Regions from separate parts of the Homo sapiens genome. Here regions 1 and 3 are each linked to region 2. The links are chromatin contacts, found by Hi-C or POLR2A ChIA-PET in ENCODE. All regions are on one chromosome and are shown on one strand. Each heading gives the region's core, a stretch centred on a gene start or an enhancer-like site at or near the end of the contact. The rest is flanking DNA. Distances are from core to core; before and after follow the strand shown. Region 1 overlaps LOC107987016 (a long non-coding RNA gene). Region 2 overlaps GSN (gelsolin). Region 3 overlaps GGTA1 (glycoprotein alpha-galactosyltransferase 1 (inactive)).

The links. Hi-C counts contacts between places; a loop is a spot of excess contacts on that map. ChIA-PET counts read pairs that join two places held with the same protein, here RNA polymerase II (POLR2A). Pooled maps may share reads with other maps.
Region 1: a pooled map shows a loop between it and region 2 (3-fold over the local background). The contact joins two enhancer-like sites. A Hi-C loop is called at or near these places in 1 of 168 maps with a recorded cell type or tissue (cardiac septum) and 1 of 50 pooled maps. POLR2A ChIA-PET finds 5 or more read pairs at or near these places in 1 of 52 experiments (PC-9).
Region 3: a map of ascending aorta shows a loop between it and region 2 (1.9-fold over the local background). The contact joins two enhancer-like sites. A Hi-C loop is called at or near these places in 2 of 168 maps with a recorded cell type or tissue (aorta and ascending aorta), 1 of 37 single-sample maps with no recorded cell type and 1 of 50 pooled maps. POLR2A ChIA-PET finds 5 or more read pairs at or near these places in 2 of 52 experiments (H1 and HepG2).

The regions. Positions count from the first base shown.
Region 1 is chr9:121,528,278-121,531,980 of GRCh38, reverse strand. LOC107987016 (a long non-coding RNA gene) reads left to right here. Exons shown (of 2, transcript XR_001746560.2): 2 at 2,062-3,333. Among named protein-coding and RNA genes, the nearest start is that of GGTA1, 30 kb to the right of the region's middle. Within about 2 kb of position 2,125, at least 12 of the 41 ENCODE cell types and tissues checked have a DNase peak (open chromatin) inside an H3K27ac peak, as active enhancers do.
Region 2 is chr9:121,303,698-121,307,426 of GRCh38, reverse strand. The region is part of intron 4 of GSN (gelsolin); the gene reads right to left. Among named protein-coding and RNA genes, the nearest start is that of GSN-AS1, 20 kb to the right of the region's middle. Within about 2 kb of position 1,651, at least 13 of the 41 ENCODE cell types and tissues checked have a DNase peak (open chromatin) inside an H3K27ac peak, as active enhancers do; they include ascending aorta, where a contact is called at or near this core.
Region 3 is chr9:121,484,108-121,487,916 of GRCh38, reverse strand. All of the region lies in intron 1 of GGTA1 (glycoprotein alpha-galactosyltransferase 1 (inactive)), which reads left to right. Among named protein-coding and RNA genes, the nearest start is that of GGTA1, 14 kb to the left of the region's middle. Within about 2 kb of position 2,141, at least 8 of the 41 ENCODE cell types and tissues checked have a DNase peak (open chromatin) inside an H3K27ac peak, as active enhancers do; they include ascending aorta, where a contact is called at or near this core.

The sequences.
Region 1 (3,703 bases), core at 876-3,375, 220 kb before region 2:
TCCCGACCTCAGGTGATCCACCCACTCAGCCTCCCAAAGTGCTAGGATTACAGGTGTGAGCCACCGCGCCCGGCCTGCCTTTACCTCTTTAATAAATCCCGACCAGTCCACCCACTCTTCCTCCACACAGCCTGTCTCTCAGCCCAGCCTCAGTCTCCCAGCTGGTCTCCCCCGCTTGGGTCCTGCCCCTCAGTCCTGCTGCTGACCATCTGCTCAGACGCAAATCTCATCCTGTCACCTCCCTTCTGAAAGCCACTGGGGCCAAATGCAGTGGCTCACACCTGTAATCCCAGCACTTTGGGAGGCTGAGGTGGGTGAAGCACCTGAGGTCAGGAGTTTGAGACCAGCCTGGCCAACATGATGAAACCCTATCTCTACTAAAAGTACAAAAATTAGCCAGGGATGGTGGCAGGTGCTTGTAATCCTAGCTACTCGGGGGGCTGAGGCAGCAGAATCTCTTGAACCCCGAGGTAGAGGTTGCAGGGAGCAGAGATCATGCCACTGCACTCCAGCCTGGGCAACAGAGTGAGACTCAGTCTCAAAAAAACAAACAAATAAATAAATAATAATAAAAAGTAAAATAAAAAGCCTCTGATGACTTCCACTACCTAGGAATTTGGTCCAAATTGGCCCTAGGCTGGAGTTGTCAGATTCAGCAAATAAAGATAGAGGATGTCCACTTAAATTTGAATTTCAGATAAATACGAAATCCTTTTTTTTTTTTTTTTTTTTTTTTTAGTATGAGTACGTCCCATGCAGTATTTGGCATCGGGGCCTCCCACTCCCTGCACTCTTTCCATATCTCCAAACTTATTACTTGCCACATTGTTTTCCACATGTAAAATTTGGGACAGACTGGACTACATGAAACTCCCTAGGCTGGGCACGTTAGCTCACGCCTGTAATCCCAGCACTTGGGGGCTGAGGCAGAAGGATTGCTTGAGCCCAGGAGTTCGAGACCAGACTGGGCAACATGGTGAGACCCTGTATCTACAAAAAATAAAAAAATTAGGCTGGGCACGATGGCTCACATCTGTAATCCCAGAACTTTGGGAGGCTTAGGCAGGTGGATCACTTGAGGTCAGGAGTTTGAGACCAGCCTGGCTAACATGGTGAAACCCTGTCTCTACTAAAAATACAAAAATTGGCTGAGTGTGGTGGTGCGAGCCGATAATCCCAGCTACTCGGGTGGCTGAGGCAGCAGAATCGCTTGAACTCAAGAGGTGGAGGTTGCAGTGAGCCAAGACTGTGCCACTGCACTCTAGCCTGGGTGACAAAGTGACACTCCATTTTTTTTTTTTTTTAAGATGGAGTCTCGCCCTGTCGCCCAGGCTGGAGTGCAATGGCATGATCTCAGCTCACTGCAACCTCTACCTCCTGGGTTCAAGTGATTCTCCTGCCCCAGCCTCCCAAGTAGCTGGGATTACAGATGTGCAACACCACGCCCAGCTAATTTTTTTGTATCTTTAGTAGAGACGGGGTTTCCCCATGTTGGCCAGGCTGGTCTCAAACTCCTGACCTCGTGATCTGCCCTCCTCAGCCTCCCAAAGTGCTGGGATTACAGGCATGAGCCACCATGCCCGGCCGAGACTCCATCTTAAAAAAAAAAAAAAAAAATCCGGGCATGGTAGCACAAGCCTATAGTCACAGCTACTCAGGAGGCTGAGGTAGGAGGATCATCTGAGCCCAGGAGGTTGAGGCTGCAGTAAGCCAAGATTGTGCCATTGCACTCCAGCCTAGGAGACAGAACAAGACCCTGTCTCAAAAATTAAAAAAATAAAAAGAAGCTCCCCAAATGGGTTAGACATTTCCTCATTGATATGCCCTTTATTCCTGCTGTTTCCTCCACCAGAAAGGCCATTCTCCCTTCTCCCCCAGTCCATCTTTGTTCATCTCTTGGGTGTCAGGACACACTAGGAGTCCCTCCTCTAAGATTCCTCTCTGCTCCCTCAAAATGGATCAGCTGCTCTCCTGGGTGAAGGGAGGCCCCTGTGTGCCTGGATGGCAACTCCACCCTCTGGACCGTCATGTCAGCTTACTCATTGTCTCTCTCCCCTGCAGTCAATGAGTCGCCAGCAACTCTGTGCCGTTCCTGGTTCACATCTGGCTCAGCCCACAAGGCCCCATCCAGCTGGAAGCTCCCGAGGGCCCTGGGCCTTGGCAAAGGCCCCAGCTTTCTTCTCACTCTCCTGGCCTGGGTCCCGGTCTGACGATTCACACTTCCTCCTTGCCTGAGTTCCCACGAAAAGTGGCCTCCACCGCCAGCCCCCTGCCCAGGACCAGGTTACAAAATGCAGAGACAATGGAGGCTCCAAGCCAAATTTCCAATGGGCCTGCCATTAAATCACCAACAGCATCTGTGTGTACATCTGGGACAGATGCCGGCAGCTGAGGCCACAGGACGCATGGCTTTGTCACATTGGGTCAGCATTGGTGACCTTGGTGGGAGTGTTGGGGGTGGAGCTCAGACCTAAAGTTAGGACACTTGAGTCTGAATTGCTGCCCTTTCTAGCTGCCTCAGTTTTCTTGTCTGTAAAATGGGGATAATAATGCTTATCACACAGGGTGTGCGATCAAGGAGAGTGATTCACACACACAAGGATATCTAGCAGCAAACAGGACTCTGGCTCTGATCATCACTTACCTTTCTTGAGGCTGGTGGCAGCAGGACCTGTGATCAGAACACTGTTTGTAGGTTTCTTCTCCTAGAATCACCAACCAGGCCCAAGCAACTTTATTCAGAGAGGAGGACAGTCATCCAGCCCAGACAGCATCTGCCTGGTGAAAATGGCTCCAACTCAACCACCCAAGTGGATGCAGCAGAGTTGTCAAATGAAGCTAAGGGTGAGAATGACTGAACAGGGATAATATAAAGGCCAGAGGGCCATGCTCTGGCCAGGGAGTTGGAAAGTCTGAGGCTTCCTGGCTTCTCAATGTTGGCCCCTCCACCCTTCCTCTCTGCCTGAACCTTCTGCAGACACCCACTGAGCAGTCACTGCTGCCAGCCAAGACCCTCTCTCTGCCTCAAGGTTCCCCTGGAGACTTTCTTGTGGCACCTCTCAGCACCTCTTGCAATTTGTAGCATTTACTTACAGACAGGATTACAGGTTTACCCTCTATCTCCCCCTCCAGACTGCAAATGCCTCCAGGGCAGAAACCTCTTAGTTTACAGATAACAGCAACCAGAAGTGATCTACCAGCAGGTAGCTCATGCCTGTAATCCTAGCACTTTGGGAGGCCAAGGTGGGAGGATCACTTGAGGCCAGGAATTTGAGAACAGCCTGGGCAATATAGCAAGGTCCTATCTCTACAAAAAATAAAAACTTAGTTGGACATGGTGGGTGTGGTGGTATGTGGCTGGGGTTCTAGCTACTTGGGAAGCTGAGGAGGGAGGATTCCTTGCGCCCAGGAGTTTGAGGCTGCAGTGAGCTGTGATTACACCATTGCACTCCAATCTGAGTGACAGAGTGAGACCTTGGTTTTTTTTTTAAAAAAAAGGTATAAATTCTTGAAAAGAAAAATAATGTTTAAAAAAAATTTTCTTGAGGCAGGAAGATCTCTTGAGCCCAGAAATCCAAGGCTGTAGTAAGCTATGATCACGCCATTGCATTCCAGCCTGGGTGACAGAGACCTTGGTCTTTTTTAAACAAAATTATAAATTTTTGAAAAGGAAAATTTAAAAAAAAATTTTTTTTTTTGAGAC
Region 2 (3,729 bases), core at 402-2,901:
GTGCAAACCTTTTCCAAAAGGTGCTAGAAGGACTCACTGTTTCTATTGATTCCTCGGAGACAAGGAAATGGGGGGAAAGAAAAAATTTTTACCCCTCTAAATATTTTACTTGTTGAAGTATGCCTTTCATTTTTGTTATTAAAATCTTTACCCTATTTTTTAAAAAGGAAAAGGGTTGCTTCATGTCATAAATCTCACTTCTTAAAAATTCTCTGTATTTATTTATAAAATAATTCTTTTTTTTTTGAGACAGAGTCTCGTTCCATCGCCCAGGCTGGAATGCAGTGGTACGATCTCGGCTCACTGCAACCTCTGCCTCCCAGATTCAAGTGATTCTCCTGCCTCAGCCTCCTGAGTCGCTGAGATTACGGGCACCCGCCACCACGCCCGGCTAATTTTTGTATTTTTAGTAGAGACAGGGTTTCACCATGTTGGCCAGGCAGGTCTTGAACTCCTGACCTCAAATGATCCACCCATCTCGGCCTCCCAAAGTGTTGGGATTACAAGTGTGAGCCACCGCACCCGGCCTTATAACATAACTCTTGATGTTGAATTATTGCAGCCATGAGCTGCCTGATTAATTAACTCCTCTAATTTTACTGGTCTAGGGAATTAGAATTGGAAAGATTAATTAACAAAAATAAATTAAAGCAAGCTCTTAGAAGACATTAGTGGATCTACAAGGGCAGGGGAAAGAAGTTTTTTGAAGTTTTTCCTGTTTTTGACTATCATCTTTAGCACTGATTGCTGCTTTCTGTGGTCTAATCATTAGGTGAGCAAGATTGGCATCAAATTATTTGAACAAAATTCTACAGGATAAATTGTTTTAAAAGCCATTTTCCAAATTAAAGTGATTACATATATATGTGTCTGTCTACCTATATACGTTCAGAGAGACAGAAAGAAATTAGCCACTATATATCTCCAAGGGGAGAATCATGTTGGGAGGGCTTTTATTTTCTGGAACCTATATTTCTGTAATGTTTGACATTTTACAATAAGCTTATATTGCTCTTGTAGTCAGAAGAAGGGGGAAAAGAAGCAATGAAGATTTACATGAAAACAAAAGTTAAACTGTTTCTAAAACAAAGAAAAATGAATTGATCAGGCTTGGGCCCCTCCACCCTCTAAACTCAGAGCTCCTTATCTAAGGAATAGGAGAGAGGGAGGACAGAAAGGTTCCAGTGATTCTATGGGTTCCCAATTGTGTTCCTCAGGTCCAAGGGCTCCTAGGTCTCTGCCTAGCCCAGATTCCATTTGAACAATGGGTTTCAAATAACCCAGCCCCACGGGGTCTCCAGGATTCAGTCCAAAAATGGGGGTCTGCGGAGTGGGAGGAGGAGGGGCGGGGAATCAAGGGATTCTGAACTCTCTTGCAGGGCAGTGATCTAAGGATTTGGGGGTCATAGAACAAGAGGGCCAAGCCCCATGTCAGCCCTTTCTAGTGGCTTGCTGTCCCCTCCCTGCCCCTTCTCACACTCCGAGGACAGAATTGGCTCAGAGGAAGAGGCTTTCACAGGAACAAGTCTTGCATAACAAGCCCTGCTCCTCCGGGATCTATAATTGATGAGGGCGCCGGGGCGAGAACCTTGGGCTGGACCTGCCAAGTGCGGGGGCAGACTGAGGACTTACAGAAGGTGGTAAACAAGACCAGCCCTGGGCCTCCCATTCACACCAGGAGCCAGCGCCTTTCAGGACAGAAGCCCCAAATCTGGGCCCAGCTGGAGCTTTCCTCGAGTGTGATCCAAGAACATCCTGGAAAATCATCGGGGGGCCGGGGAACCTGGCTATCCAAGTAGATCCCAGGCCATATCCGAGCGAGGATCAAAGATCAGGGAGCCTCCAAATGTCTACTCTGAACCAGGTCTGTGCTAGGCCCTTCACACCTGGGTTTGCACACTAGTCCAATCACTTACTAGCTGTGTGACCTTGGAAAAGTTGCTTAACATCTCTGTGCCTTAGTAGCCTCATTTATAAAATGGTGCTAACAGATACCCTACCTGTTAGGGTAAAATGAGTTAAATGAGTAAAGCACCCAGAAGAGTCCCTGACACACAGAAAGTAATAGATAAGTGTTCAATGACAAGCACCTTTTACTAGCTGTGTGAACTTAGGCAAGTTAGTTTGCTCCTCTGAGCCTCAGCTTCCTCGTCTATGAAATGGAGCATTACCATCCACCCTAAAGGCTACAGTGAGAATTAAATGAGATCTTGTAGTCAAGGCTTAACACACGGTAAGGGTTATTATCATCCTTGTTTATTCCTAAAAATCCGGGAGCCTATGACCTGCTCTGCAACATTCTCTGACCTGGAAAATCACCCTTTCTGTGTATATGAGAACTCTCATATTTGTAACCATGTTAGACTGTCAGGTTATGCCCTAAGAAACAGTGACTAGGACAAGATAGATTAGCAAACACCTACTCATCTATCTCATCCCTGAACCCCTCTCAGAGCTGAGCACTCCCTGGGATCCCACATCACCCCACCTGGAGGCAATGGATTAACTCTTCGTGAGCCTGCCAGTCTCCCCAACTCCTCAGAACACTCTCAAGGGCAGGGACCCACCTTCTTCACTTGGGCACCCCAGCACCCATCACAGGGCCTGGCAGAGTTAAGGGAACACAATCCTGGTTTGAATATAGTTATGTGACCTCTCTGAGCCTCCAGTCTCATCTGTAAAATGGAATGGGAATTACTTACCTCCCAGGACAGTTGTGAGGCTGAAACGAGATAACCTACATTCCCAGTACCATATCTGCCATAGTGTAGCAACAATGAGCTGGTGCTGCTGTTATTGAGGCTCAGTAAATATTTGCTGAATGAATGATGAATGGAGGATGATTGAGAACACCCGCCCAAAGATACAAGACTTGCCCAAAGTCTCACAGCAGTTACAGAAGGTAGCCTTCCAACCTGAATCCCAATCTCTGTGATTCCTGGGCAAGTGTTCGTTCCATTTCTTGCTCCAGAAGTTGCAAAAAGACCTGGTCCTTCTCCAGCTCAGGGGACTGGCTCCCAAACTTCTCACCTCTCCTTCTGCAAGGTATCAAGGCCCCAGAAAGGGCTGTGGGAAGAAGGCAGAGCTGGACACCTCAGCAGGAGGAGCTCAGTGCAAGGGCACAAGGGGCTCCAGGGAATCCAGCCCAGCCCTGCCCAGCCCTGGACTGTGAGTTCCCAGGACACACCCTGCCCATTGCTATCTGAGTCTCACTGGCACTTTCCCATCATTCAATCTCTTATGCCTCACCAGGGCAGACAAGGTCACCACTCCATTGACATAGATGATCCTGAGGTCCAGAGAGGAACAGTGACTTCTCTAAGGTCACACAGCACATCAGCAGCACAGACAGGCTTGGACCCTACCCTAGGACCCTGGTCATTAGAGGTATGTTGGTTTAGTGGAAAGAATGCTAAGAGTCAGAACATCTGGGTTCTAGTCCTGGGTCTGGCACCAATTCGCTGTGTGACTCTGGGCCAATTGCTTAAGACTTTCTGTGTCTCAGTTCCCCTTCTCCCCTGGTAAAATGAGATTTGGACTCTGACATTAAGGCCCACCTGGCTGTGAAAGCCTGTGATCCCCTTCTCTATCCTGACCAAGGAAAACCCCAGCTTTGTAAAACTACAGTGTTTCCATAGCCCTTCCAGATGGCCAAGCCCCACGCAAGGCATTTCCCAGCCACCCCCACACCAAATCCTCTCCCAGCCCTGTAGGGCAGGTACAACTGGC
Region 3 (3,809 bases), core at 892-3,391, 180 kb before region 2:
TGGTGAAACACCATCTCTGCTAAAAATACAAAAATTAGCTGGGCGTGGTGGCACGCACCTGTAATCCCAGCTACGTGGGAGGCTGAGGCAGGAGAATCGCTTTAACCCAGGATGTGGAGGTTGTAGTGAGCTGGGATCATGCCACTGCACTCCAGCCTGGGTGACAGAACGAGATTCCACCTCAAAAAAAGAAAAAAGTCTATACCTTGTAAAGACATCCTTTCTGCACAGCACGGCCAAACAGAGATCCTCAGTGGAGCATTTTCAAGGGTGGGCGCTAGTGCGCTGGTTCTTAGGACTGTAGGTTTGATTCTTTAGCTTTTTTTTTTTTTTTTTTTTTTTGAGACAGAGTCTCACTCTGTCGCCAGGCTGGAGTGCAGTGGCGCGATCTCGGGTCACTGCAACCTCTGCCTCCCGGGTTCAAACGATTCTCCTGACTCAGCCTCCTGAGTAGCTGGGATTACAGGTGCGCACCACCAAGCCCGGCTAATTTTTGTATTTTTAGTAAAGACAAGGTTTCATCATGTTGGTCAGGCTGGTCTCGAACTCCTGACCTCATGATCTGCCCACCTCGGCCTCCCAAAGTGCTGGGATTAAGGTGTGAGTCACCGCGCGCAGCCTGAGCCTCATCTTTAACTCGTGAGGCTCAGGGGCAGAGGTGGGAACAGAGATCAACCCAGGACAAACATCTTCTCCTGCATCTCACTGCTGTCCTCTCTGAAAAGTCGTCCCCTCTGGGGCAAACTGGGAATGGGCTGAGGACTCTTCCTTTGCTAGTGAATCTGGGTGCAGCTGGTGGCCTTCTCTGTGTGCCCGACAACCTGGGGCAAGAGCCAACCCCCAAATCCATCTGCTTTGGGGCAGCATCGAGGATTTCCTGTCTCTTCCCCCAGAGTTTTCTTTCCTGGCTGTGGGTGGCTCAGGCTGGTCTTCAGATTCGTTTTCTGAGACGTGTGGTGTGGACCTGGTCCGAAGAGCAAATAGGGGTACCTGAGTTCTGCTCACCTCTTCTGCAGATGGGCAAACCGGGAAAGGAAAGTCATCCAGACACCAGATTAAACAAATAATGAGACAATTATAGCTCATGTGTACTGGCCATTTGTTTTTACTCATGCTGGACATATTCTAGCCACTTTATAAAAGCCCTGCCTTTTATGCAGCTAGAAAAGCCAGGTGGTAGGGATTGTTATCTTTCTAGTTTTACAAGGGAGGAAACTGAGGCACAAAAAGATTAAGACATTTGTAGGGCCACATGGTATGGGAGAGACTTGGGACTGAGACACAGGCAATGAGATGGTGCCCTTCATCACAGCAGCGTGCCACCCGCACAAAACAACCTCACAGAGAGCAGGGAGCCAGCCCCGTGTGCAGCCCCCTCACCCAACAGATGGGAAACCCTGGCCCAGAGGGTTGTGGGGCCTTCCCTAGGCTCACTGGGTCCAGACTGGAGCCCAGGAGTCCTGACTGCTGTCTTAGTGCTCTCTGCACACCACCTGGGGTCCACCATCCCCAATCACCAGGGGACCTCCTGAGACTGGGAACCTGTTCATTGTGCACTGCGGACCTCCTACGAATAGACCCACGTGGGCGTGGTGTAGGTGGTCCAGCCAGATAGCAACAGTGTCCTCCTCCCACACTGAGAAAGGTCTTGGGGCATGGAGTTCTGGCTTCAGCTGTAAAGTTCAAAAACACTGTTCTCCTGTCAGATAGCCCTTGCAGCAGAGAAATGGGCCACTCATCAGCCTCTGTCACATTTCCTGTTTGTGAGCCTGGACTCAAGTGGAGTTTTAGGTGAAGGGCAAAGGGCATGGAAGCAGAGCCTTCCTTACTGGAATACAATTATCAGAGGGGAAAAGAGCCTAGAAGTTTCCACCTAAACCTTTGTTTTGTGGATGTGGAAACCGAGGCCTAGAGAATGCAAGAATCTATCCTAGTTCATGGTGTGCGCAGGAATCACAAATGGGTTTTTGGTGGTGGTGGTGTTGTTGTTTTGAGATTATATAATCTTAGAATGGGTGAGCTAGCAGAAACCCAAGCTGTTCCTCAGTCCACTTCCCCATGTTCCACAGATGTGATCTGAGGAAGTGGGTGTATGTGGGTGCAGAGGGGAGGGGACCTTCCCCACTTCCCTCCTTCTTTGAGCCTCTGTATCTTCATGTGTAAAATAAAGCCCAAGGCCCTGCTCTGCTGATCCCATACAGACATCCACCAAAGGTCTTTGTGTGTGCTAATCAGCGTGGATGCTAGCACTGAGCGGGAGTGGGCTGCTGGTTGTCTCCCATTTTTCTCCAGAGCCCGGCCTGAGTCCCAGGTTTGGGGAACCTTGTCTTCACCCCACTGCTTTCCTATACACCGCCATCCACTCAGCACTGACTACATTTTGGCAACTCCCTCTATCCCATCAACTCAGGAAGACACGTATTTCAAAGGAATATAATGCTAGACACTTTACACGTGACAACACTTAACCTTCACAACAACCTTGCAAAATCCTGTTCGTTCACTAGTTAGGACGGGATACTGAAGTTCTGAAGGAGGCTGCCTGGGGACTCTGTCACATAGCCAGTGGGGTGGGGGACTCTCGGGGGATTGTCCCAGCTCCTCACGGTTTTCCTGGAGGCTCCATTCTGTCTGCCTGCCTTGTAGCCAGCACTGAGCAGAGGGCAAGGGAGCCAGAGAAGGTAGGCCCATGTGGCCTGGGACCAAGGACACCCTGGCAGGCAGACCCGTTGGCTGCCCTTCGAACTCGTATTCTTTTAAGATTTGTTCAGCATTTATCTGGGGTGGGAAAATGGATTTGCAATGAATACAAATCATGAGCCTCTTCCAGATTCCAAATTCCATTCTACACCGGACTATTTTCCAGAAGCAGAAGGAACAGAAATTCACAGACAGAGTCACTTTCCCAGGGGCAGTGAGTTAATGTCCTGGAGAAACACTGGCTGTTCCTTGCTTTTCTGTAGCTCTCTGTTTCTCTTTAGTTTGTGTTTGAGCTTTTCCAAGCCAGACGGCTTCTGGGGAGGCTCATTAGAGGGTTTATTTTGGTTCTGGTTTTGTTTTAAGTTGCCTTAAATATAGACAAGAACAGCTAGTCTTAGAGAGGAGGATCACTCTGCGTGTCATTTATTTTGACTGAGCAGCTTGGTGTGTACTTCAGTTGGCATCCTTGAACTTAGTTCCTTGTATTAAATAAGGAAAGTATCGCTCACATTTACATAATAGCAACAATGAATTATTTCAGACTGTCAGTGTCAGAGAACCACCAGATTTATTTACTTAAATAACTTTCTGTCTGGTTACAAAAGTAATATGTTCTCATTGTAGAACATTTGAAAAATGTAGACAGCGGCGGGACCTATAATCCCAGTACTTTGGGAGGCTGAGGCAGGTGGATCACCTGAGGTCAGGAGTTCGAGACCAGCCTGACCAACATGGTGAAACCCCGTCTCTACTAAAAATACAAAAATTAGCTGGGCATGGTAGTGGGCACCTGTAATCCCAGCTACTTCAGCCTGGGCGACAGAGCGAGACTCCGTCTCAAAAAAAAAAGAAAAATGCAGAGGTAGAAGGGAAAAACAGATGACTCTCCCACAATCTCCTTGCCTGGTGTTCACCACTGTTGCCATGTGAATCTAGTTCTGGCCAGAATGTTTTCTTTTTTTAATTGTCATAAAATATACATAACATGAAATTTACTATTTTAACCCTTTTTACAATTTTTTAATAGATTCAGTGGGTACAAATGCAGTTTTGTTACATGGATATACTGCATAGTGGTGAGGTCTGGGCTTTTAGTGTATCCGTCACCC